Regions from separate parts of the Homo sapiens genome. Here regions 1, 3, 4 and 5 are each linked to region 2. Evidence: chromatin contacts called from ENCODE Hi-C or POLR2A ChIA-PET data. All regions are on one chromosome and are shown on one strand. The core of a region is the stretch at or near the end of the contact, and the rest is flanking DNA. Distances in the headings are between cores, read along the strand shown. Region 1 holds the start of MNDA (myeloid cell nuclear differentiation antigen). Region 2 holds the start of TAGLN2 (transgelin 2). Region 3 overlaps ADAMTS4 (ADAM metallopeptidase with thrombospondin type 1 motif 4). Region 4 holds the start of CD1C (CD1c molecule). Region 5 overlaps LOC124904443 (a long non-coding RNA gene).

The links. Hi-C counts contacts between places; a loop is a spot of excess contacts on that map. ChIA-PET counts read pairs that join two places held with the same protein, here RNA polymerase II (POLR2A). Pooled maps may share reads with other maps.
Region 1: a pooled map shows a loop between it and region 2 (10-fold over the local background). The contact joins the promoter of MNDA here to the promoter of TAGLN2 in region 2. A Hi-C loop is called at or near these places in 3 of 37 single-sample maps with no recorded cell type and 4 of 50 pooled maps.
Region 3: a pooled map shows a loop between it and region 2 (11-fold over the local background). The contact joins the enhancer-like site here to the promoter of TAGLN2 in region 2. A Hi-C loop is called at or near these places in 2 of 37 single-sample maps with no recorded cell type and 5 of 50 pooled maps. POLR2A ChIA-PET finds 5 or more read pairs at or near these places in 1 of 52 experiments (activated T-cell).
Region 4: a loop to region 2 is called in a map with no recorded cell type, with 10 times the contacts of the local background. The contact joins the promoter of CD1C here to the promoter of TAGLN2 in region 2. A Hi-C loop is called at or near these places in 7 of 37 single-sample maps with no recorded cell type and 4 of 50 pooled maps. POLR2A ChIA-PET finds 5 or more read pairs at or near these places in 1 of 52 experiments (OCI-LY7).
Region 5: a map of ovary shows a loop between it and region 2 (6-fold over the local background). The contact joins the enhancer-like site here to the promoter of TAGLN2 in region 2. A Hi-C loop is called at or near these places in 6 of 168 maps with a recorded cell type or tissue (CD4-positive, alpha-beta T cell, CD8-positive, alpha-beta T cell, ascending aorta and 2 more), 1 of 37 single-sample maps with no recorded cell type and 17 of 50 pooled maps.

What each region holds. Positions count from the first base shown.
Region 1 is chr1:158,830,069-158,834,753 of GRCh38, forward strand. It overlaps MNDA (myeloid cell nuclear differentiation antigen), which reads left to right and starts at 1,283. Exons shown (of 7, transcript NM_002432.3): 1 at 1,283-1,489. It also overlaps a transcript of OR6N1 not described here.
Region 2 is chr1:159,922,776-159,927,094 of GRCh38, forward strand. It overlaps TAGLN2 (transgelin 2), which reads right to left and starts at 2,732. Exons shown (of 5, transcript NM_003564.3): 1 at 2,675-2,732. LOC124904437 (a long non-coding RNA gene) reads left to right here and starts at 1,103. Exons shown (of 2, transcript XR_007066683.1): 1 at 1,103-1,176; 2 at 1,704-4,165. It overlaps IGSF9 (immunoglobulin superfamily member 9), which reads right to left. Exons shown (of 21, transcript NM_001135050.2): 21 at 4,266-4,319. RefSeq lists enhancers at 3-52, 173-352, 753-852, 1,162-2,361, 1,834-2,410 and 1 more and a silencer at 1,693-2,102.
Region 3 is chr1:161,183,833-161,188,499 of GRCh38, forward strand. ADAMTS4 (ADAM metallopeptidase with thrombospondin type 1 motif 4) reads right to left here. Exons shown (of 9, transcript NM_005099.6): 9 at 470-4,667. Among named protein-coding and RNA genes, the nearest start is that of B4GALT3, 8.7 kb to the left of the region's middle. RefSeq lists enhancers at 917-1,116, 1,887-1,936. Within about 2 kb of position 2,144, at least 19 of the 41 ENCODE cell types and tissues checked have a DNase peak (open chromatin) inside an H3K27ac peak, as active enhancers do.
Region 4 is chr1:158,288,394-158,293,072 of GRCh38, forward strand. It overlaps CD1C (CD1c molecule), which reads left to right and starts at 1,530. Exons shown (of 6, transcript NM_001765.3): 1 at 1,530-1,732; 2 at 2,741-3,007; 3 at 3,691-3,972; 4 at 4,203-4,481. The coding sequence starts at 1,672. It also overlaps a transcript of CD1B not described here.
Region 5 is chr1:161,387,153-161,391,485 of GRCh38, forward strand. LOC124904443 (a long non-coding RNA gene) reads left to right here. Exons shown (of 2, transcript XR_007066693.1): 2 at 1-355. Among named protein-coding and RNA genes, the nearest start is that of TRV-CAC1-1, 10 kb to the right of the region's middle. RefSeq lists an enhancer at 2,530-2,729 and a silencer at 2,910-3,129. Within about 2 kb of position 2,684, at least 34 of the 41 ENCODE cell types and tissues checked have a DNase peak (open chromatin) inside an H3K27ac peak, as active enhancers do; they include ascending aorta and ovary, where a contact is called at or near this core.

The DNA.
Region 1 (4,685 bases), core at 33-2,532, 1.1 Mb before region 2:
AGATGGGATTTGGGTGGGAACACAGAGCCAAACCATATCAGGGCAGAAAGCTGTCCTGAAACATGGTAACTCCTGTCGTGAGCTCTTTTGGTTCCCAAACACTGAAGTGGGGCACCTGATAAGGTTTCCTTGTGTTCCTCTTTACCCTTTACCTTAAGACCTGCTCGAAGCATCAGCATAAGAGAGAAACTGAAACAATGAACACCCACATGTGTTAGTGGCTGTCATTCTAGATCCTCTTGGTTTTTTCTGATTTACCCTGCTTTAGTGGGGTTTAGACAGTTTCCAAATCCAAACTTTAACTCTCTCTATGCTGCTGGTTTGGATTAAGACAATCAGCTTTATTCTTCTCTGTAGATGGCCTTGGATCATTTTCCCCTATTAGCTGTTTTGGGATCCTTTTCCAGTCATGACCACATTTTGCTTACAGATCAGCTAGTTGGTAACCACAGCACTGTCTGCTAACTGATACCATTCATTTGACAATTCAGAGTTATGATACTTTGTAGTGCACCCACTGTTCTTCACAGGAAAAAAAAATTGCAGTACAAAGGGTTTATCAGGCCCCCTATCATTCCAGAGTTTCAGTGCTGTTCCAGAATGTTCAAGGTTTCAGTCATGATATGAACCAACTATCCATAAATAATGCAAAAAGCATGAGTAATCATGAATTTAATAATCAAGGTAAGGCAGCTCAGTTATTATACTCAAGAGAGCAACTAGTATGAAACTCTTTCAAATTATTTGAATAAGGATTTACATATTCATAATGACTTTCTGCCTCTGTCAAGCTCCAGGTGTATCAGTTATTAATAACTGGGTGAATATGTAGGTACTATTTAAACAAAAACAATTTCACAGTAGACCCACCCCTATCCAAGAGATGAAGTCAAGTTCTGGTAGCAATAGACATCTCTACCAAGATCTCCTGCTCCTGCCACTCTGTGAACAGGAAAGGAGGGAGAAACTTTGGTGTTTTGCCTTTCCCAATTTATATTAAGATCCTTATTCAAGCGGCTACCGGTTTCTAATGACCTATATGTAAGTTAGCTTTATAAGAAAGTTCTGAGTTTGAAACTCCTTTCAGCAAGTATTTGTAAGTCAAAAAAGCGAAGAAGAGGCACCATTTACTGTCATTTCTCCTTGTGACTGAGATTACTTACTACAAAGAGGAACTGACCACTTTCTCTGACATCTGAAATAGAAAGCTACAAAGGCTGATAGGCGTGGCTTCAAAATTGTTTCATGATTACATAACTTCTTTCTAGTTAGGAATTAGGACAGTGTAAGAAGGCCATCTACAATCAAGATTGAGAGTGGCTCTAACAAGTGCCATTTTTCCTTGTTAGCTTTCATTTCTCAGCCCTTTACAAGATTAAAATAGTCTGCAGTTTAATCTCTCCAAAGCTTTACGGACAGTGATTCTGTCCTAAACAAGACAGTGACTCCAGGATTTCTGAAGACTATTGTGGAAGAAGCATCCATTAAGGTGAGATTTCTGGGAAGTTCTTTAGAGAAAGATCTAGGTATCTAGTTGGTAACCACACCATCTCAGTAGAGAATAATTGCCTGAGACCAGAAGTGTTGTTATCAATCATATTCAGAAAACTGAGAACTGAATGCTTTAACTGTCTAGGTAGCAAATGGATATCTTTTATTCTACCACAATTGGGGTATGAACCAAAAAAATGTATTTTGTCTACAGCAGGTTTTAAAAATTAATTCTTGGGTGTCTTTTGGCATAAATTGATATTTAGAGGAGATACTTGGTTTTCTTGGCTGGAGGATGACTTGGTGACTGGGTTTGGGCCTAAGTTAAAAGACAAGACAGTCAGATAAGAAAATTATTATGAAGTAATATTTAGTAAAAAATAAACCAGGATATAAATCTCTATTATATGATTTTATCTCTATTTTAAAAAGCATAGACATGTGCACACATTAATTTCTCAATTTTACAAGCATTTACTCAAAAATAATCTTTACATTTTCATGAATCAGTTTCATTTTATGCTTCATTTTACAACAAGTGTAAGAAGAAATAATTCTCTTTTTCAAATGGTCTATGCTTTACTCAGTCATAGATAACATTTTTTGTGGCAAGGTATAATGAAAAGACAGGGAGAATCAATTATATATTTCCTACTTTGGGATACATTTTGACTTTTTTATGGCTTTGTACATATGAATGTTTTCTAATTACTCCATGAGTACTTGAGAAGAGTTTATAAACGTTGGATTCCAAATTCTATTTAAGTAAGATAAAGTTTCTTAAGTAAGCTTGTTAATTATGTTTGAAAAATCTAAATCTAAATCTAAGCTATTTTTTACCTTGTTCTTTCAGTAACTGAGAGATGTGGTGAAATCTCCAACTCTAATAGTGATTTTGTTAATTTCTCATTGTAGTTCTTTTGATTTCTACCATATATTTTTACATAGAATATGTATATCTAAGTATATATGTTATGTGTGTGTTTAGAGAGAAGAAAAAACTTCTATATGCTACTTTATAAAGTAATAACAGATTATATTTATAATATAATTTAAATTATTATATCTTTTTCCAAGTTGCATACTTTACCATTATGTAGTGAAACTATGTACTGATACTTATTGACTTAAGCCTATTTTAAGCTACACTATTTTTCCTAAAAAGTCTTTCTTTAAGTTAGAGTTTGAAGAATATAACTTTTCCAGCTCTTTCTCAAACTTAAGTGAACTTATGCTTTATTTGTACTTTGTCAACAACATATGACTGGATTTATTTTTAATCCAAATTGAAAATTTTTCCTCCTAGTTGATGAGTTTAGTCCAGATATGCAAATTCTATAAAGGTATATATTTTAACTTGGTTTTGCCATCTTACTTTGTTTCAATTTATAGCACTTATTCTGTGCTTTCTTCTTCTCCTTTCTTGTCAAGTTTCTTATTTTTAAAAAATCTATATTCTCCTTAAAGACAAGCCCCTTAGCAAACTCTCACATCTTCTGGTCCCCCAAACATACAACTTCACCTGTTAAGAGTATGTTCATATAGTTCCTGTTTTCTTTTATTTGACTCTGGCTTTACTTATTTTTAAGATAGTAAAAACACTAATTAAAGTATTTGCTTGATCTTTCTTCCCTTTTGGCCTCCAACATTTCTTAGATTTATTTCTTTTCATAATGAGTAGTTCTTCACAAAGAGCTGTGGGTATGGATATTTTCACTGCCAAGCTTCTGAAAGCTTTGAATATAATAATTGTTTTCTTTTAATTGTGTTAAGAAACATGTAACATAAAATGTGTCATCTTAATCAGCTTCAAGTGTACAGTTCAGTAGTATTAAATACATTCATATTGTTGTGCAACCAACCTCCAGAACGCCTTTGCATCTTGCAAAACTAAAACTCTAACCGTTAACCAACAATTTCACCATTCCCCTTTCCTCCAGAGCTTGGCAAACATCATTCTACCTTCTTTCCCCATAAATTTAAAAACTCTAACTCTTCATATATGTTTAATCATACAGTAAGCGTGTGCTTTTTGTGACTGGCTTTTTTCATTTCATGTTCTCAAAGTTCATTCATGTTGTATTGTATCATGTGTCAGAATATTCTTTCTTCCTAGGGTAGAATAATATTCCATTTCATGTATTTACCATAAAATACGTAAGAAACCATATTTCTTTTTATTCATTCATCCATTGAAGGACACTTGTAATACTTTCACATTTTTCTGTTGTGATTAATGCTGCAATGAACATATATGTACATGCATTTATTTGAGATCACACTTTCACTTATTTTGGGAATATATCTAGAAGTGAAATTACTGAATCATATGGTAATGTTATTTTTAATTTTAAGAGTAAGAATCATATTTTTTTCATAGCATCTGAACCATTTTACATTCCTACCAATGATGTACAAGGTTTCCCTTTTTTACTCATCCTCACCAACACTGGTTATTTTCTGTAGTTATTTTTTTGACAGTACCAAAAAACATCATCCTAGGAGCTCCGATGTTTTGTGCATGTATGTTTTTAATTGTTATATCTCATTGTGGTTTTTATGGGTTTGATTTGTATTTTTCTAAAGATTATTGCCGTTGAGCATACTCATATGTGCTTATTGGCCATTTGTATAGCACCTTTGAAGAAATGTCTATTCAAGTCCTTTATCAATTTTTTTTTTTTTTTTTTTGAGACGGAGTTTCGCCCTGTCGCCCAGGCTGGAGTGCAGTGGCGCGATCTCGACTCACTGCAAGCTCCGCCTCCCGGGTTCACGCCATTCTCCTGCCTCAGCCTCCCATGTAGCTGGGACTACAGACACGCGCCACCATGCCCGGCTAATTTTTGTATTTTTAGTAGAGAAGGGGTTTCACCGTGTTTATCAATTTTTATCACACTGTTTGGATTCTGTTGTTGTTGGAGTTGATTTGTAGGAGTTGGCTGTATATTCTGGATATAAAGCACTCATCAAATATATAAAGTGTGAATATTTTCTCTCATTCTCTAGGTTCCCTTTTTTACTCTGTTAATTGTGTCTTTGATGTATATAAAAATTAAATGTTGTTGTAGTCTAATTTATCTATTTTATTGTTGTTGTTGTTGCCTGTGCCATCGGTGTCATGTCCAAGAAACCCATTGCCAAATCCAATGTCATGGAGCCTTTCCCTTTTGTTTTATTCTGAGAGTTTCATAGTT
Region 2 (4,319 bases), core at 1,482-3,981:
AGGCCTGAAGCCAGACACTTCCAGTGCCCCCCAACCCCCCAAGGCAGGACAAACTTGGCCTCCCAGACCCACCACTGGGTGGAAAGTGGATGCTGAGGAACCCCCTCCACCGCCCAACGCTGGGGCCTGGACACAGCTGGCAGGGTCACGGCCTCCAGCTGCAGTGTATCTGCTCCACTCTGGGGCCATTGCCCTCAAGCTCTGAGGTGCCAGAGCCATAGGGCGGGGTCCTGAGAAGGGGCAGTTCCAACCAGGCCAGGCCTGGTCAGCAGCTGTTTCTCTTCCCCACCCCCACGGGCAGGCAGAAGCTGATGGGCTGCGGCTGCTGGAGCTGGGAAGGCCCACCCTAGGGACACCCAGGGGACCTGCCCCTGCCTTCCCTCAAACATAAAGAAAACAGTAAGCAAGTTGCCTACCAGGGTGAGAAGAGATATGCCCAGCTGGAAGACAGGTGTGGGGGACCCCCAGAGCTGGGGACCCCAAAGGAAGGTGACAGCTGAACAACCTGGGGGATGGACTGGCAGGGAGCAACCTAAACCCTAGCGCTACTGCAGCTGTGAGAACAACCCTCACCCTCACCCTGGAGTTACAATAGGCGGGAAACGGGGAGGGGCCACGCAAGGCACTCGGCCCCACCCAGACCCTGGGCTGGAAGCTTACCTCACCAAAGCCAAAGCCAAAGAAAAGGCGGACATGGGTGGGGGCAGGGAGGACTTCAGGGTTCTTGGCTAGGGTGTTTAATTGGGAAGACAAAGGGACTCTCCATCCACCGTGCAGATGGAACACAGGAGAACTTCCCAACTCAGATTTGGGACAGGGAGTGTTCTCAAAGAGCAGCACAGTGAGGGCACCAGCCCACAGAGCGAGGTGCCACAGCCAGCAGCAAGGATGGGGGGCGGCCCACAATTAAGGGAACCACCGTAGGGCAGCCCCTCACCACCGAGAGTCAGGAGCAGAAGAGAAAGCTGAGGCTACACAAACAGGAAGCTCCAAAGCTTGCGTGGGAGGAGGGGATGAGGTGGGGGCCGTTGCCATGGCTTCTGTGTACCAAACAGTGTTGGAGGCTGGGTGGGGGCTCCGGGCAGAAACACCCTGTCAACACAGACGTTGTGGTGAGCAGGCTGTGAGCACGGGAGCAGAAGTGGGATCGTCTCAGCAGTGCTCGGGTGTAGCCAGGTGCAAGAGATTATTCCAGGAGACAGCTATAGTGGGGATGGACAGCGTGTGGGGGAAGATAGGAAATGACCCGTGTTGGGGTGAAGAAGAGGACTCAGGAAGTAGTTGTTCAGGAGAAGAAATCCCCTGGGAAGGGAAAGTGTTCTGAGCTAGAGAACCCACAGCTGAAAATTCTGGAGGGAGAAGGGATGGAATGAAGAAAGGATTAGGGGCCAATCCCGGGGTGGGGGACAGGGGCAGAGGCCTTGGGGTGAGGGAGGGAGTTGCGGTTGGACAAAACCTATTTGTTGGTTCTGGAATGGTAGGGCCCTACTGGGCCCGCCCTGCCTTGGCCTCCTCTGCAGTTGTAGGTCTGCCCCTTGTAGTGGGGAGGAGAAACTGGGAGGGGGCTAGAGATAGAGAGCCATTGCTGTCTGGTGCTTTGAAGTCAATGAGAACACTGGGGGAGCCCCGTCCCAGCCGCAGGTCTTCTACATCGAATCCCACACTCCATCCCCACTCTCACCCCGTTTCTCTCTGCCCCACAGATACCAACTGCTCACAGATCTCCCAGGACACCGGCTTCAGGTAGCCCCAGGAGGCACAGGGCGCGGGGGGAGGCGGCAGTCCACCTCCGGTCCTGCAGGTCCGGCCTCCCAGCCGCCGCCCCCCACCCCCACGACCACACCCTGGGCCGTTACAACAGATGAGTCACCCACCGCCCTCCCGCCGCTGGGGTGACGCAGTGGTCTGGGCAGCCCGCCCGTCCGCCCGCGGCCACCACCGGCTTTCCCAGCAGCAGGGGGCACCCGGTGGGGGCAGCGGCGCTCGGGCAGGGTAAAAGCAGCCACCACCACCCCCACAACCTCACACAGGGCACCCCGGGGCGCAGTCAGGGCTGCAGCACCCAGACCCCCGAGGTCAGGGGACCGTCATAGAGATGACTGGAGCTTCACAGAAGGTCACCGTGCGACCCATGCAGAGCCCCCTAGCCCCAGCCCGTGACCTCAAGTCCCCAGAATAGCAAGCTAGCAGGAACAGGAATGAAAAGGGCGGCCTCGGGGACTCAGAGGGCACGCAGTGCTCACACGTGCTCCTGGAACCAGGAAGTGAAGGGTCGCGCGGGAAAGCCCAGGAGCACGAGCTGGCCCAGGGCCGGCGCCACGACCCGGGGTCACTCGGGGCCAGCCAGCTAAAGTCCGACGCCCTTTTTTCCCCTCGCCCCAGTGAGGACTCAGCGATGGAGCCCGCGGGTGGGGCTCAGTCCCTGAGTCCCTGCTCCAGACGGACGCCCTGTCTATGCATGGGCTAACCTCGCCTGACCTCATCGTCCAACAATGTCGGGTCAGGGCTTGGGGACAGGACCTGACAGCACGGGGCGGGGTAAAGTAGTCACCGGACCCTTGCCTGGTACCAGCCCTTGATCCCCGAGCTCGCTGGAGCAAGTTCAAAGCGCTGGCTTCTTGCTTTCTACACAGCACGCACATGTCCCCGACCCCCGTACCCCCGACCTGCTCACCGTTCAAGCGGGCTGGAGAGCGGCGCACTGACTCAAGGCAAGGGCTGCAGCTGCAAGTGGTGCGCCCTGCCCAGCCGGGGATTTTCAGGAGGGTCCCGCCTCAGACGGGGCGGACCCGGGGCGGGGCAAGGGCCAAGAAGGTTTAAAGGCGCCGCAGCGCAGAAGGAGGGAGGACTGCTTGAGACAGAGGGACAGTAGACCAGAGCAAGGGTTAAAGGTTCGGGGAGTCTGAATCTACAAAGGCGGCTGCAGTGGTCTCCACCCGTGAGTACCTCAGCCTCCACCGAGAGCCCGTAGACTTGTGCCCCAGTAGGAAACTTTCTGCCTAGAAAGTTAGCTAAACACTGTGGGCGTGTTTATGTAGGAAGAAGCCTCCTAGTTTAGAGGCTGGCAAGGTAAAAGGAGGCACAGGAAGGCCTTCCCCCGACCCCAACTGACTAGTGTGTGACAGGACTGGGACTTGCAGGCCGGGACAGCACCCCCACGTGATCTTGCTCACCTCTTACTTCAAGCCTGGGCAGGGACTAACAGTGAGGTCACTCTGCCCAGGGCCCTAGGGGTGTTTTCGGTGTTGGGACCCAGGGCTCAGACCTGTCTTCTCCCTGCCTTTCATCTCCTTTTCTATGACCTGGTATCTCTTCCTAAATCCTGGAGGGATCAGAGGGGGAGACCTCAGCGCGAGGAGGCTGGCTGGGGTTCTTTTGTCTCTGAGGGTGGAGGACAGCACAGTTCAGGGGTGGAGAAAGAGCCCCCCATCCTTTCAGGCTTCAGTTGAATAGAGTCCCCCGGGGTGGAGTTCTGCACACATGATAGAGTCCTCCCTTGAACCTGAGATTCCAGGATGTCAATATCCAGTCCTGTCCAACCTTTCTATTATTCTCTGTTCCCTCCCCGAGTCCTACACAGCCCTATATTCCAGTCCCACTGATTGTCAAGCATTCTCACTCTTCTGTGCCTTTACAAAGGCTATTCCTCTGCCTAGGACAGTTTCCCTTCCTTGACTGGCTCCCCACCTGCTCTACCCTTTACCTGCTGTGTGACTGTTGTGCATTCTATGCTTGAGTTCCCTGGTCTATAGAACAGAGCTAATAGTACTACCTAATTCATAGAATTGTAGAGAACTAAACAGTCCACCTATAGGGCTTAGAGCAGTGCCTGGCACATAGTGAATACTATTATTACCACCATCTATCTGTGAGGGTCCTGAGGACTCCCCCCCAATATGTGGCATTTGTCCCAGCACACGATATTAGCGTTCACTAAAGGTGGCCTTGAATGCAACATCTTCCTTTGTGCTACAATAACCAACACATAGCTTTATCACGGAACTTATCATACGGTAACTATTTCTTTGTCCGCCTCACTGACTAGAAAGAACTCCTCAAGGGCAAAGGCGTGCTTCCAGAGCTTTGTATTTTCTCAGTATCTACTTCAGTGGCTGGCCTTTAGTAGCTGGCCTCCGTAAGCACTCAATAAATGTTCTTGAATGAATGCTGAATGCACCTCCATTTATTCAAGAAGATTCTCCTCTTCTTTAAGGGTCCAGGGATTTTCCTGGCACTCTCTCAAAGACAGATAACACACAGAAACATCTTTCAAACTTTGTTTATTCACCTGTAAAAAACTTCACACACACACACACACA
Region 3 (4,667 bases), core at 894-3,393, 1.3 Mb after region 2:
TGCCTTTTTTTGTATTTTTTGTAGAGACCAGGTTTCATCATGTCCCCCAGGCTGGTCTTGAACTTCTGGCCTCAAGTGATCCTCCCACCTTGGCCTCCCAAAGTGCTGGGACTACAGGTATGGGTCACTGTGCCCAGCCTTACTGCTCACTTCTAGAAGGAGAGACAGGCACCTCCTCCAGAAACACTTCTGTGGCCTCATATTCTGTGCTAGGTGCCCCTCCTTGATCATGGCACCTATCACAGAAGTCTGAAATTTTTGTCCTACTTGACTGTCTCAGCCACCAGATTGTGAACTCTGAGGATTAGGACCATGTCTTTCCTTTTATCATCCCTTCAATGTAAGCCAGAACTTTTTGCACAAATTTACAAAATGGCCCTTAGATCTGACCTAGACAGTTCCTTGATATAACTGTTTTCTCACGTGAATGCAGGGGTTAGAAGTCAGGGAGCAGACAAAGGAAGAGATATAAGGAAAGGAGAACTGGCCTTTATTGACCACTTACTAAAAGCCAGACACAGTGCCAAACATTTACATCATCATATTCTTAAGTCTGGACCTCTCTATAAGGCAGGTAATAGTACAAACGTTTTGTAGGTAAGGAAACTGAGGTTTACAGAGATCAAGTAATTAAGGTTGCATCATTACAGGTAAGTAAGTAGCAAGGCTTAGATTCAATTTGACTCCAAAAATCCATGTCCTTTCCACATGCTGTGGAATGTTTACAATGTTTACAACCCATTGGCTTATTTATTGAACAAATAAATGGGATAAACAGTCAATTCTCAATGCACGATTAGGTCAATTAATATCTTTTACTCTTCAGATCCATTTTCAGGTGAAAATTCTTACATTTTCCGCTCCCTACTACTTATTTGCATCTATATTATCAACAGAATGTGTTGGCCAGGCACCCTGGCTCACACCTGTAATCCCAGCACTTTGGGAGGCCGAGGCAGGCAGATCACTTGAGCCCGGGAGTTCAAGACCAGCCTGGGCAACATGGAAAACCCCGTCTCTATACTAAAAATACAAAAAATTAGCTGGGCATGGTGGTGCATACCTGTAATCCCAGCTACTTGGCAGGCTGAGGCAGGAGAATCACTTGAACCTGGGAGGTGGAGGTTGCAGTGAGCCGAGATCACGCCATTGCACTCTAGCCTGGGTGACAGAATGAGAATCTGTCTTAAGAAAAAAAAGAAGAAAAAGAAAGGCAGGGGGGGAGGGGGGAGGGATAGCATTAGGAGATATACCTAATGCTAAATGATGAGTTAATGGGTGCAGCACACCAGCATGGCACATGTATACATATGTAACTAACCTGCACATTGTGCACATGTACCCTAAAACTTAAAGTATAATAATAATAAAATAAATTTTAAAAAAAAGAGAGAATGTGCTAGTGTGTCTCTGTGAAGTTGGATGTGTGTTATGTCAATGTGTCACTGTTGGTGTGGGTGTATGGTGCCTGTTTGTTGTGCCAAGACTGTGAGGGATACTTAATCTACTTCCTCCCCTCCCTTTCCTTCCTAATGCTACTTAAGTACCCTGGGTCTGTCCCCATGTAAGATCCTGCCTGGGGAAGTTGTTCAGTGTTGTTGCTCCCCCGCCTTCCCTGACCCCCCTCTTTCTGAGCATTTTTAGCACTCGTGGTTTCCTCCAGCTGTCATCTGGTTTCTCGTGGTGCCAATGATTTTGGCTTGGCCCCAGCAACAGTCAATGGGGAAGGTACTCAATTGGTTCAGAAACATCCTCTCAGCCAATAAAATGTTAATACATTGAAATCCACTTTCTTCTCCCTTCCTCCCCCACAAGCCCTGACCAATGAGATGCTAGTTTTGTCACTTACTGCCAATCTGGTATTTTAGAAAACAAAATACTGTAATACTGTATGAAGATTACAGAAATGAGACTAGAGATGGAAGAGAAGTGTAAATGCCGATTCCACAGCACACTCCAGGAACCCTGGCTGTCCCACCTCCATTACAAAAATAGTGGCTGGACAAATGTCCAGATTTCCTCTGTTTGAACCACAGAAGCAGAGAATCTCAGGGGCAGAAGGGACTTTAGGAAATTGGCCCAACTTATTGCTTCAACTTCCTCCCCCACCTCAAACACATACTCATGCACAACACTTGCCATCTCATAAAATGGTTGTCCAAACTCTTCTTGAACTTCTCTAGGGACAGGGTTCTAATCCCTTGTCATTCAATGCCTTTTCTTTTTCCATTTCCTCTTTTCATCTCCAGGACCAGATACTTGAATTGTTTCAGTGCCTCCTTACTTCCTGTTATTACTGTTTCTGTTCCTCCTTATATATCTACACCCCAGCTCAGGCCCACGAGGGCAATAAGTAGGCAGATGGGAAACAGAGCTCACTGTGGCTCTTACAGGGAGATATGTGCCCCCCCACAATCCCATCCCTAGCAAGAACTTGTTGGACTCCTATTAGGTAAAGCCTACCTACAATCTGGGTCTTGGAGGTGTGGTAAGGCAGAGACCATTCCAGAAAAGGGTCAGGCCTTGCCTGGGATTGAGGGCTGAGATGCCCATCACTTCTCTTCGATGAGCTAGCTCTCTCTGCCCCTCTTTCACTCTAGCTCCTGCTTACTTACCCAATCACAGAGGTGGCCCCTAAGCTCAGTCTCATTTTCAGAAAAACTTACTTATGCCAGTGAGAACCCTACTTGGTGAGCGAAGGGCTTTCTCTTAAAATAACAGGCAGAAAAGTGATTTAAAAGTGAATCTACACCTGTAGTCCAAGCTACTTAGGAGGCTGAGGTGGGAGGATTACTCGAGCCCAGGAGTTCAAGGCTGTAGTAAGTTATGATGGTGCCACTGCACTCCAACCTGAGCCACAGAGCGAGACTGTCTCAAAAGAAAAGGCCAGGCATGGTGGTTCACACTGGTCATCCCAACACTTTGGGAGATCGAGGTGGGAAGATCCCTTGAGGCCAGGAGTTCAAGACCAGCCTGGGCAATATGATAAGACCTCGTCTCAACCAAAAAAAAAAGTAAATTAGCTGGGTGTGGTAGCTCGTGCCTGTAGTCCTAGGTACTCAGGAGGTTGAGGTGGGAGGGTTGCTTGAGCCTGAGAGTTCAAGGCTGCAGTGAGCCAAGATCACACCACTGTACTCCTGCCTGGTCAACAAAGGGAGACCCTATCTCAAAAAAAAAAGTGTATCTCCATGAACATTAAAGGAAAGTGAGAAGGGCTATCATGATGACCTGTTCTCCAGGGCCCAGCCCAAGGTAGCCCTCCATAACCCTCATAGTCCATTCAGTTCAGGGCTCATTAGGCTCTTATCTTCTAGTCCCTTTTACTGTCCCATTGCTTCTGTTTGCGGGGAAGGTGGAGTGGGAGCAGTATACAACCTCCCCTGCCCAGAATGCAGTGTGAACCCCTTTAGGACAGTCGTATATATTGTTTGTATTTGTACCTTACATCTACTTATCACAGAACTCTGCTCATTGTACCATCAACTCATAGTATCAAGGTCCATAAACATACTATCTGTGGTCTCATTTTGCAAACTAGATGAAACGAGTAAAGATCACTATTGTCTTGTCTCCATCTTCTTCAGCCTGGTTAGTAGGAGGACCACAGGAAGGGCCAGGGGGCCAAGCCTAGCAGGGAGAACCGTGTTTACTGGAGAGAAGAGAGTGTGGGCAGTCTTTTCTCATTGCTGCAGAGGAAGCAGGCGCTGTGCTGGCTGGTGTAGAGTACAGGGTGCTGTATAAGGCACTGCCTGGTACAGAACTTGATTAGCAAAGCCCAGATCCAGTAAGCATAGCACATATAACCACTACAACCTCCATGGCCTGCCTCAACCCCATAGTCCCAGCTTCACATTCCAAGCAGTATTTGGCATCCCAGCTAGGGGCTGCTATGGCAGAGTGAAGTGCCTTTGGTTCCCCCATTCTTCACTCTTCCACCTCAACCTCAGGGTCTTCTTTACCTATAGTTTCTCCCACAACCCCACATCCAGTACCTTCCCCAATCCCTAGCAGTCCTGCGTCTGCCTCTCAAAACTCCAAATTCTTGCAGGGTCTACCTACCACCCTTGCCCATCCCTGTTCCATCCATGACACATAGAGGACTGCCCAAGTTCTTTTTTTTTTTTTTTTTTTTTTTGAGATGGAGTCTCACTCTATCGCCCAGACTGGAGTGCAATGGCGCAATTTCGGCTCACTGCAACCTCCACCTCCCAGGTTCAAGCGATCCTCCTGCCTCAGCCTCATGAGTAGCTGGGACTATAGGCGCTTGCCACCACACCTGGCTAATTTTTTGTATTTTTTTTTTAGTAGAGATGGGGTTTCACCATGTTGGCCTGGCTGGTTTTGAACCTCAGCCTCCCAAAGTGCTGAGATTACAGGTGTGAGCCACCATGCCTGGCCCTTTTTTTTTTTTTTTTTTTTTTTTTGAGTTGGTGTTTTGGTCTCTCACCCAGGCTGGAGTATAGTGGCATGATTGTAGCTCACCATAGCCTCGAAATCGTGGGCTCAAGCAGTCCTCCTATTTTAGCCTCCCAAGTAGCTGGGACTACAGGTGCCACCACGCCCGGCTAATTTTTCAATCTTTTTTTTTTTTGGTAGAGATGGAATCTTTCTATGTTGCCCAGGTTGGTCCCAACCTCCTGGCCTCAAGCAATCCTCCTGCCAAAGTA
Region 4 (4,679 bases), core at 280-2,779, 1.6 Mb before region 2:
TGGGATTTTCCTTTTTAAGGCACGGTCTTGCTCTGTTACCCAGGCTGGAGTACAGTGACATGAACATGGCTCACTACAGCCCTGACTTTCAGGGCTCAAAAGATCTTCCTGCCTCTGCCTCCCATTTAGCTGGGACTACAGGCATGTGCCACCACATTTGGCCAACTTTTTAATTTTTTTATCGAGATGAGGTCTAACTTTGTTGCCCAGGCTGGTCTCAAACTCCTGGGCTCAAGTGATCTTCCCACCTTGGTCTCCCAAAGTGCTGGGATTACAGGCATGAGTCATTGTGCCTAGCACAAATTCATGCCCAGATTTTAAGTGACTGCTCCAATGCATTCAGTGAATAATTAATATGATTTAAGAAACACTATAATAATAAATGTATTTCCTGGATCTCAAAAAAACTGTGTTCATGTATTTACACATATTAACCAGCCAGGGTCACTGATAAGTCACTGAATACTTCATATAAACTACTTAAATCAAACATTGACAAATGCTGCCCTTTTTATACAATGTGTTTTGGTCAGATCACAAAACAACTTAAATTTGGATTTTTGTGGTCTCCCCATGTATGAGTCCTCTTGAAAAGCTGCATGTTCTGACTATCACAATCGTATACCATTCCACACTGTACAGAATTTTCAGTATTTAGTTGAGATGCATGCTGTTCTTCCAGGACTTCAAATTATGAACTTCCCAGGGGGTTAGTCAGTCAAAATGCTGCTCTAGAGAATATAGTTCTAAGTAGATTTGTATCTGGGATTCTATACATTGAAATTAAAATCACAATGCATTTTAATTTTTTGTTTAAACATCTGCAGTTTAAAACTCTTTGATAGAAGAGATTACATTGTTAACCTCTGTGTGTTTATATGCCTAGTAAGACACTGGTATCAACCATGTACTATGTAATTTTTTAGTGAATGACTATACAGATTAAATGCAGTAGAAGGGCTTCTTTATATTTGTTATGGTCCTATGCATTCTGAATGGCTGCAATTTAATCTCTAAGGATAATGTAGAGTGGACTGTAGTTTATATAATTGTGCAGGGAAATCTTGGAAGATGTAAAAAGCAACGTCTCCAATTTATAAAAGAATCAGTGAGAATGAGGAAATAAGAAAGATGGGTGAAAAGAGGTGAAATTGGAAAGAGAAAACTTTGAGGACATTCAAAAGGGGGAAAGAAAGAATGGAGTGATGAGAAGAGGGGACACTATGGAGAGTGGAGGCAAAGTTAAGTGGAGAAACTGGAAGAACTGTGATCTATTAAAACAAGCAGGAACTGAAAAAATGACATGGTTTCTCCTTTTTATCTTACAAATGACATGCAAAATCCAGAGGGACAAAATGACCTTTCTTTCAATGCCATACACCACTTTGTCTAAGGCAGTTGAGGAAGGGAAGTAGATATAATGGAGCTTAGTGGCAGAGCAGCTGGAATCCTGAGAGAAGAGAATAACTTTAGTTCAGAGCAGGTGGGGAAATGAGAGATTGAGTAGGAGGACCAAGGTTGAGGGAAGCAGATCTTCTTAGTTGCTGTCAGCGGCTGATGGGGAAGATTGTTGGTAGAAGGAAGTCAGAATATAGGTACAGAGGGATAAGTTTGCTAAGAACAGAGATCAGCAAACAGCTTTTCTGAGAGAAAGAAACATCTGCAAATGACATGCTGTTTCTGCAGTTTCTGCTGCTAGCTCTTCTTCTCCCAGGTGGTGACAATGCAGACGGTAAGAACATCGCTGTCAGCTGCAAGGTTACATGTATCTGGGTAGAGTGTGCTGGGCTTTCCCGAGATGGATCAATAGAGATGCCAGAATGCTTGCCATCTGAGCATACCTGTCTCCAGGTCCAGTTTACTCTTTTGGAGGATGGTGGCAGAGCATGGGCTCTGTGTAAGGAAAATGTTATAGCTAAAGTAGTCATTAATGTTTCTCTGTGGTAACTGGTTCAATTTCCATTTCCTCTCCATTTTCCGTTAAAACAATCAGGGCCCAGGAAAATGATGTGGTTTCTCCTTTTTATGTTACAAATGACACGCAAGGTCCAGAGGGATGAAGCAACCTTTCAATGCCACGCACCACTTTGTCTAAGGCAGTTGAGGAAGGGAAGTAGATAAGATGGAGCTTAGTGGGAGAGCAGCTAAAATCCTAAGGGAAGAGAGTAACTTTAGTTCAGAGCAGATGGGGAAATGAGAGATTGAGTAGGAGGCCTAAGGTTAAGGGAAGCAGATTGTCTTAGTTGCTGTCAGTGGCTGATGGGGAAGATTGTCTGTTGGTAGAAGGAAGTCAGAATATAGATGTAGAGGGATAAGTTTGCTAAGAACAGAGATCAGCAAATGGCTTTTCTGAGAGAAGGAAACAACTGCAAATGACATGCTGTTTCTGTAGTTTCCGCTGCTAGTTCTTCTCCTCCCCGGTGGTGACAATGCAGATAGTATGAACATCTCTGTCAGCTGCAAGGTTACATGTATCTGGGTTGAGCATGATGGGCTTTCCCAAGATGGATCAATGAAGAAGCCAGAATGGTTGCCATTTGAGCATACCTCTCTCCAGGTCCAGTTTACTCTTTTAGAGGATGGTGGCAGAGCATGGGGCTCTGTGTAAGGAAAATGGTATAGCTAAAGTAGTCATTAATGTTTCTCTGTGGTAACTGGTTCACCTTCCATTTTCTCTCCATTTTCCTTGCCTCTCTTTTTTTTTTTTTCCTTACACTACTTGCCCTTCTTCCACCAAAAGCATCCCAGGAACACGTCTCCTTCCATGTCATCCAGATCTTCTCATTTGTCAACCAATCCTGGGCACGAGGTCAGGGCTCAGGATGGCTGGACGAGTTGCAGACTCATGGCTGGGACAGTGAATCAGGCACAATAATTTTCCTGCATAACTGGTCCAAGGGCAACTTCAGCAATGAAGAGTTGTCAGACCTAGAGTTGTTATTTCGTTTCTACCTCTTTGGATTAACTCGGGAGATTCAAGACCATGCAAGTCAAGATTACTCGAAATGTAAGTTCAATCATCTAAATTATGGGAGTTCTTTAGAATGTTCTATTTCAGGGAAATATTCTCTACTAATTTTTGGGCCATTTCCCATTATCCCATCCCACCATAAAATTCTGCATAGATGAACCTTTTAAGGGATATTCCTGATGTTGACTCCCTCAAATTTCCTAGGCTCTTGCTATTTTTGGAATTTTTTTTCTTGTGCTTTGTTATCTTCCACCTGTGGTCTCCCTCTGTATCCTACAATCCAGAGATACACAGCTGTCCCACTCTGTGCTTGACTCCCTTAAAATAAAATCTATTCCCCCATTCAATTTCTTCAAAGATCTATGTCCACAGTTCAATGACCATTATGACCAATTTCATGCGTCATGGAATGCTATCCTCCTACCTCCCTCACAAAGGCTCCCCCTTCACCCTCTATCCTATATTATGTGGCTCACCTATCATTTTTCCACATCTTCCTTGGCCACTTTTTCTTGTTAATTCAAGGCATTTATCTCTTATTGTCCCCTTCCCTATCCCCAGCAATTTTTCTCTCTTGTTTCTGATCAAATATGTCTTTGGCTCACTCTCACATCCATGTAAAACTTTCTTGCTTCACTTCCTGATACAGCCCTAGGTTTTTATACTGTTGTTTTCACTTTTTTGTTTGAACTCTTTTTCTCATTCCTCCCTTCCTCCAGATCCCTTTGAAGTACAGGTGAAAGCGGGCTGTGAGCTGCATTCTGGAAAGAGCCCAGAAGGCTTCTTTCAGGTAGCTTTCAACGGATTAGATTTACTGAGTTTCCAGAATACAACATGGGTGCCATCTCCAGGCTGTGGAAGTTTGGCCCAAAGTGTCTGTCATCTACTCAATCATCAGTATGAAGGCGTCACAGAAACAGTGTATAATCTCATAAGAAGCACTTGCCCCCGATTTCTCTTGGGTCTCCTGGATGCAGGGAAGATGTATGTACACAGGCAAGGTCAGTAGTTTCAGCCCCTTCCTCTAAGATTTTTCTATTCAAGTACTGCCCCTTCTGTTCCCACCCTTCAAACTCAGGACAAGAAAGAGGACAAGAAGCAGGGGGGTTGCTGGGTAATAGTTTCTTAGAGGCAGGAAAAAGATAACTGTGCATATTCATGTGGATGTGTGTATGTGGATGTAAGTTGTGTGTAAGTTTCTTCATCAGAACACTTTTTCTGCTCTCTGCAGTGAGGCCAGAAGCCTGGCTGTCCAGTCGCCCCAGCCTTGGGTCTGGCCAGCTGTTGCTGGTTTGTCATGCCTCCGGCTTCTACCCAAAGCCTGTTTGGGTGACATGGATGCGGAATGAACAGGAGCAACTGGGCACTAAACATGGTGATATTCTTCCTAATGCTGATGGGACATGGTATCTTCAGGTGATCCTGGAGGTGGCATCTGAGGAGCCTGCTGGCCTGTCTTGTCGAGTGAGACACAGCAGTCTAGGAGGCCAGGACATCATCCTCTACTGGGGTAAGACTGGAGGTTGGAAGTGTAGGTAGGTGGTTCTTGAGCCTAGAGGTTAGGGGAGAGGAAATTTTGAGGATAGCAGACCTAGGTGAGGGATTGTAGGAAGAAATGTATAGGGTAATTTAAAGAATAGTGGAGTAAGACCTAAGGGATACATGGATACTAGAGATTTAAGGGGAAATGAGGAATCCTTCCTTGAGT
Region 5 (4,333 bases), core at 1,434-3,933, 1.5 Mb after region 2:
GTAGAGACGGGGTTTCATTATGTTGGCCAGACTGGTCTCAAATCCTGACCTCGTGATCCACCCGACTCGGCCTCCCAAAGTGCTGGGATTACAGGCATGAGCCACAGCACCCGGCTGGTCAAATGAGCTCTTAAAATTTTTTTTTTGTGCCTTAGTTTACCTTTTACATATGTGAATGAGCAACTCCAAATGATTCCAGCCCCAAGCTTTTAAGTCATCTCAGGCTTCCAAGTCTTCTCAGCTGAAGTCTCAGTGATTCTGAAGCAGAGACAAGTCATCCCCACTATACCCTTTCCGAATTCTTGACCCACAGAATCCATGACATAATAAACTGGTTGCTGTTTTGTACCAGTAAGTTTGGAGTGGTTTGTTACACACCAATAGGTAATTGGAACACTCCCTTATCTTCCCCGAGGTAGCATCTTGGTGAAGGTGGAGCAACCAATGACCTAGAGGTAGCAGAAAACGGAGGCAACCTCAGGTCCCTGTGGCTGGACTCTGGCACCCTAATGCTCTCCGATGTGTTGGACTGGCCTTGTCCCTGGGTACCCTGTGCTGAGCAAGGTGCAGCTTTTTTCTGCTGGGCCTTTTGGAGTATCATCCTAACATGAACTTCTCAAGTCCGTGGTCTCATACCATTCTATTTGCCTCTAGTTGCCAAGTCCCTGCCCAGTGGGCTTCCTTGTCTTATTCCCAGACTTCTACAAAAGACATTTATTCTTGTCTATGTATCTTCCCTTAGAAGGAGATGGGAGTCAAATCTGTTCAAAATCCATTCCTCTCTCCATACCCCCAACTCCTGATAGGGCTGGGTGAAGTTCTCACCACCTACTCCTAAGGGTTTTTATTTATTTATTTATATTTATATTTATATTTTTTTTGAGACAGAGTGTCGCACCCAGGTTGGAGTACAGTGGTGTGATATCGGCTCACTGCCAGCTCCGCCTCCCCTCCCGGGTTCATGCCATTCTCCTGGCTCAGCCTCCCGAATAGCTGGGACTACAGGCGAACGCCACCATGCCTAGCTAATTTTTAATATTTTTAGTAGATACGGGGTTTCACCGTGTTAGCCGGGATGGTCTCGATCTCCTGACCTCGTGATCCGCCCGCCTCGGCTTCCCAAAGTGCTGGGATTACAGGCGTGAGCCACGGTGCCCGGCCTCCTAAGGGTTTTAAAATCCATTCCTGGCCGGGCGCGGTGCTCAGGCCTGTAATCCTAGCACTTTCAGAGGCCCAGGTGAGCGGATCATGAGGTCAGGAGTTCGAGACCAGCCTGACCAACATGGTGAAACCCGTCTCTACCAAAAATACAAAAATTAGCCGGGTGTGGTGGCGTGCGCCTGTAATCCCAGCTACTCTGGAAGCTGAGGCAGGAGAATCTCTTGAACCCGGGAGGGGAGGCGGAGGTTGCAGTGAGCCGAGATAGCACCACTGCACTCCAGCCTGGGCGACAGAGCCAGACTCCGTCTCAAAAATAAAATAAAAATAAATAAATAAAATCCTTTCCCTCAGGAGCAGGAGGCTTAGATTCCTTCCAGCACTGGCCTTGCCTTCAGGGTTTCACTGGTATATTTGGGGAGTGTTCTGCAAGGGGTGTAAAAGTGAGCAGCTGCATTTGTTCAAGGCAGCAGGAAGTACTGCTGGGACCCCAAACCCAGCCTCCTGCAGTTTCCTCACTGCCTCACCTTGTGGCCAGAAGAAGCTAGGCAATCCACCCCTTCCATGGTAGGGCCGGGGCTCATGTTCCTTTATTTGGTTCGAACCTCAGTTTACCTCTCCAAGGACTCCAAGATAAAAGCACATTCTTTGTAGGACTGGTTTCAAGTGATGCACCAGTGTAAAAAGGGATTTGCGGGCAATCAGTATAAATGATTTGGGTTTGGATTTAGCTCCGTCACTTAATATAAGGGGATCTTGGGCATGTCTCTACAATTTTATTTCTTCATCTGTAATATCTTGATAATGGTTACTTCATAAGATTATTAAAAGGATTAGATGACACTGTAAATTACTTAGCCTTACAGAAAGTAAATGTAAAGCAGGCCACGCACGGTGGTGGCTCACGCCTTAATTCCAGCACTTTGGGAGGCCGAGGCGGGTGGATCACCTGAGGTCGGGAGTTCCAGACCAGCCTGACCAACACGGAGAAACCCCCATCTCTACTAAAAATACAAAATTAGCTGGGCGTGGTGGCACATGCCTGAAATCCCAGCTACTCGGGAGGCTGAGCCAGGAGAATCGCTTGCACCTGGGAGGCGGAGGTTGCAGTGAGCGGAGATCGCGCCATTGCACTCCAGGCTGGGCAACAAGAGCCAAGAGCCAAACTCCGTCTCAAAAAAAAAAGTAAATGTAAAGCAAAAGTTAGTTACGATTAGAAAAATGCATATTAACAAATTAAAGACTCCGCAAGCTATTTAATTAAAGAGAATTGCTTAATTCTGTCGGACCCCAAATTTTCCTGCTTGACAAATTCACAGAACCCTTTCAAACGAAACACCAATAATTAGGATTAGGGTGGAGACGGAGGAGCTGGAGTGAACGGGACTTGGCTGGAACACGTCCACGCACGAGTATGAGGTGAGGTATGCAGGTCAATGGGAACGCCACTCCCCTCGGGAAGGACACGGCACAGTCTTTTCGTCCTCCTGGGGCTGAACCCGGGACGTCAACACGAGGCTAACGGGACAGCTGTTTCTCCGCTCCCTCGTCACAGCCCGCGCGTGCTCCGCTCCGCTTCCCTTCAACCGACGTATTGCCAGTACCGTCTCCGTCTTGTCCAGCCCCCGCTGTCGGGAACTGAGAGCACCCTTTCCCAGACTTCCGGTCTTGACTCATTGCTGACGGGAAAGCTCCGGACCTCTGCGAGCCGTGGGGCGGGGCGCGGCGAGAGGAGGGGCGGGGCTCACGAGTGACGAAGGGCAGAAGGGCGGGGCGGGACGAGAGGAGGGGAGGGGCGAGCGGAGGGGAGGGACGAGAGGAGGGGCGGGACGAGAGGGGGGCGGGACGAGAGGAGGGGCGGGGCTCACGAGTGACGCAGGGCAGAAGGGCGGGGCGCAAGAGAGACTGAGAGCACTACGCGGGTGAGAGGAGGGGCGGGGCGTGGGAGTGACGGGGCGTGGGAGTGACTGGGCGCGGAGAGGCCGGAGCCGGAGGCGAGGCGAGGCGTGAGAGTGAATGAGGGAGGAGGGCTGTGAGGGGCTGGAGCGCCCCTGGGTGTCCTTGAGATTGCGGGAAATTCGGGTCACTTTTTCCCCAGGCCTCAGGCCTGCCGCGTCGAATTTGGGGTCTTCGCTAGGCCTGCAAGGTTGGCCGACGTTCAGGATCGGTGCCCAGGAGATGGGCTGCCTTCTCTGGGGCTGGGCAAGGGACTCTGCCTGGCAGCGCGCCTGGACCGGGGCGGGAGCACAGGGCTGGATGCGGGGCACCTCGGCGTGATTCGCGGCGGCAAGTCTCTTTTGCATCCCTACCCTGAGTTCCCCCATTCTCTTTCCCCGAAGCAACCACTGTTAGGGTTTTTGCGTGCCCTTCCTAGATGATCTCCAGTCGTCCCTCGGTATCCGCAGGCAGATTAGCTCCAGGACAGCAAGCACCCCATACTAAAATCTGCGGATGCTGAAGTCCCTCCTATAAAATGGCATAGTATTTACCTACAACTACGCACATCCTCCCACACACTTTAAATCAGCTATGGATTACTTGTAATACCTAATACAATGTAGTTATACTGTGTTGTTTGTATTTGCATTATTTTTATTGTTATTTTTCCTAATATTTTGGGAACCCGCTCGTGTGGGAGGTTCCCATACATGTATATATATTAATATGCATAAATATATTTCCTCCATTTTCCCCTTACTCAAAAACCCCACACTACACACTACTCTTCACCCATCTTTTCAGTTAGCAGTAAGTCTTGAATCTGTCCAAGAGCAGGATGACATGCAAAATGAGTGATTTAAAACTCTTTCTACAGCTGGGCTTTAAAGTACTTCCAGCTTTTTACTACTGTTTTGGCAGAGGGCTCACCTATGGGAATTAAAAGATGAATTTCCAGCCTGGGCATATAATAAGACTTGTCACTACAAAATAAAATAAAATTAGCTGGGTGTGGTGGCAGTCGCCTGTGGTCGCAGCTACTCAGGAGGCTGAGGTGGGAGAATCCCTTGAGCCTGGAACGTCGAGGCTGCAGGTTCAAGTGATTCTCCTGCCTCAGCCTCCCTAGTAGCTGGGATTACAGTGTGCACCACTACGCCTGGCTAATTTTTGTATGTTTAGTAGAGACAGGGTTTCACCATGTTGGCCAGGCTGTTCTCAGACTCCTGACCTCAGGTGA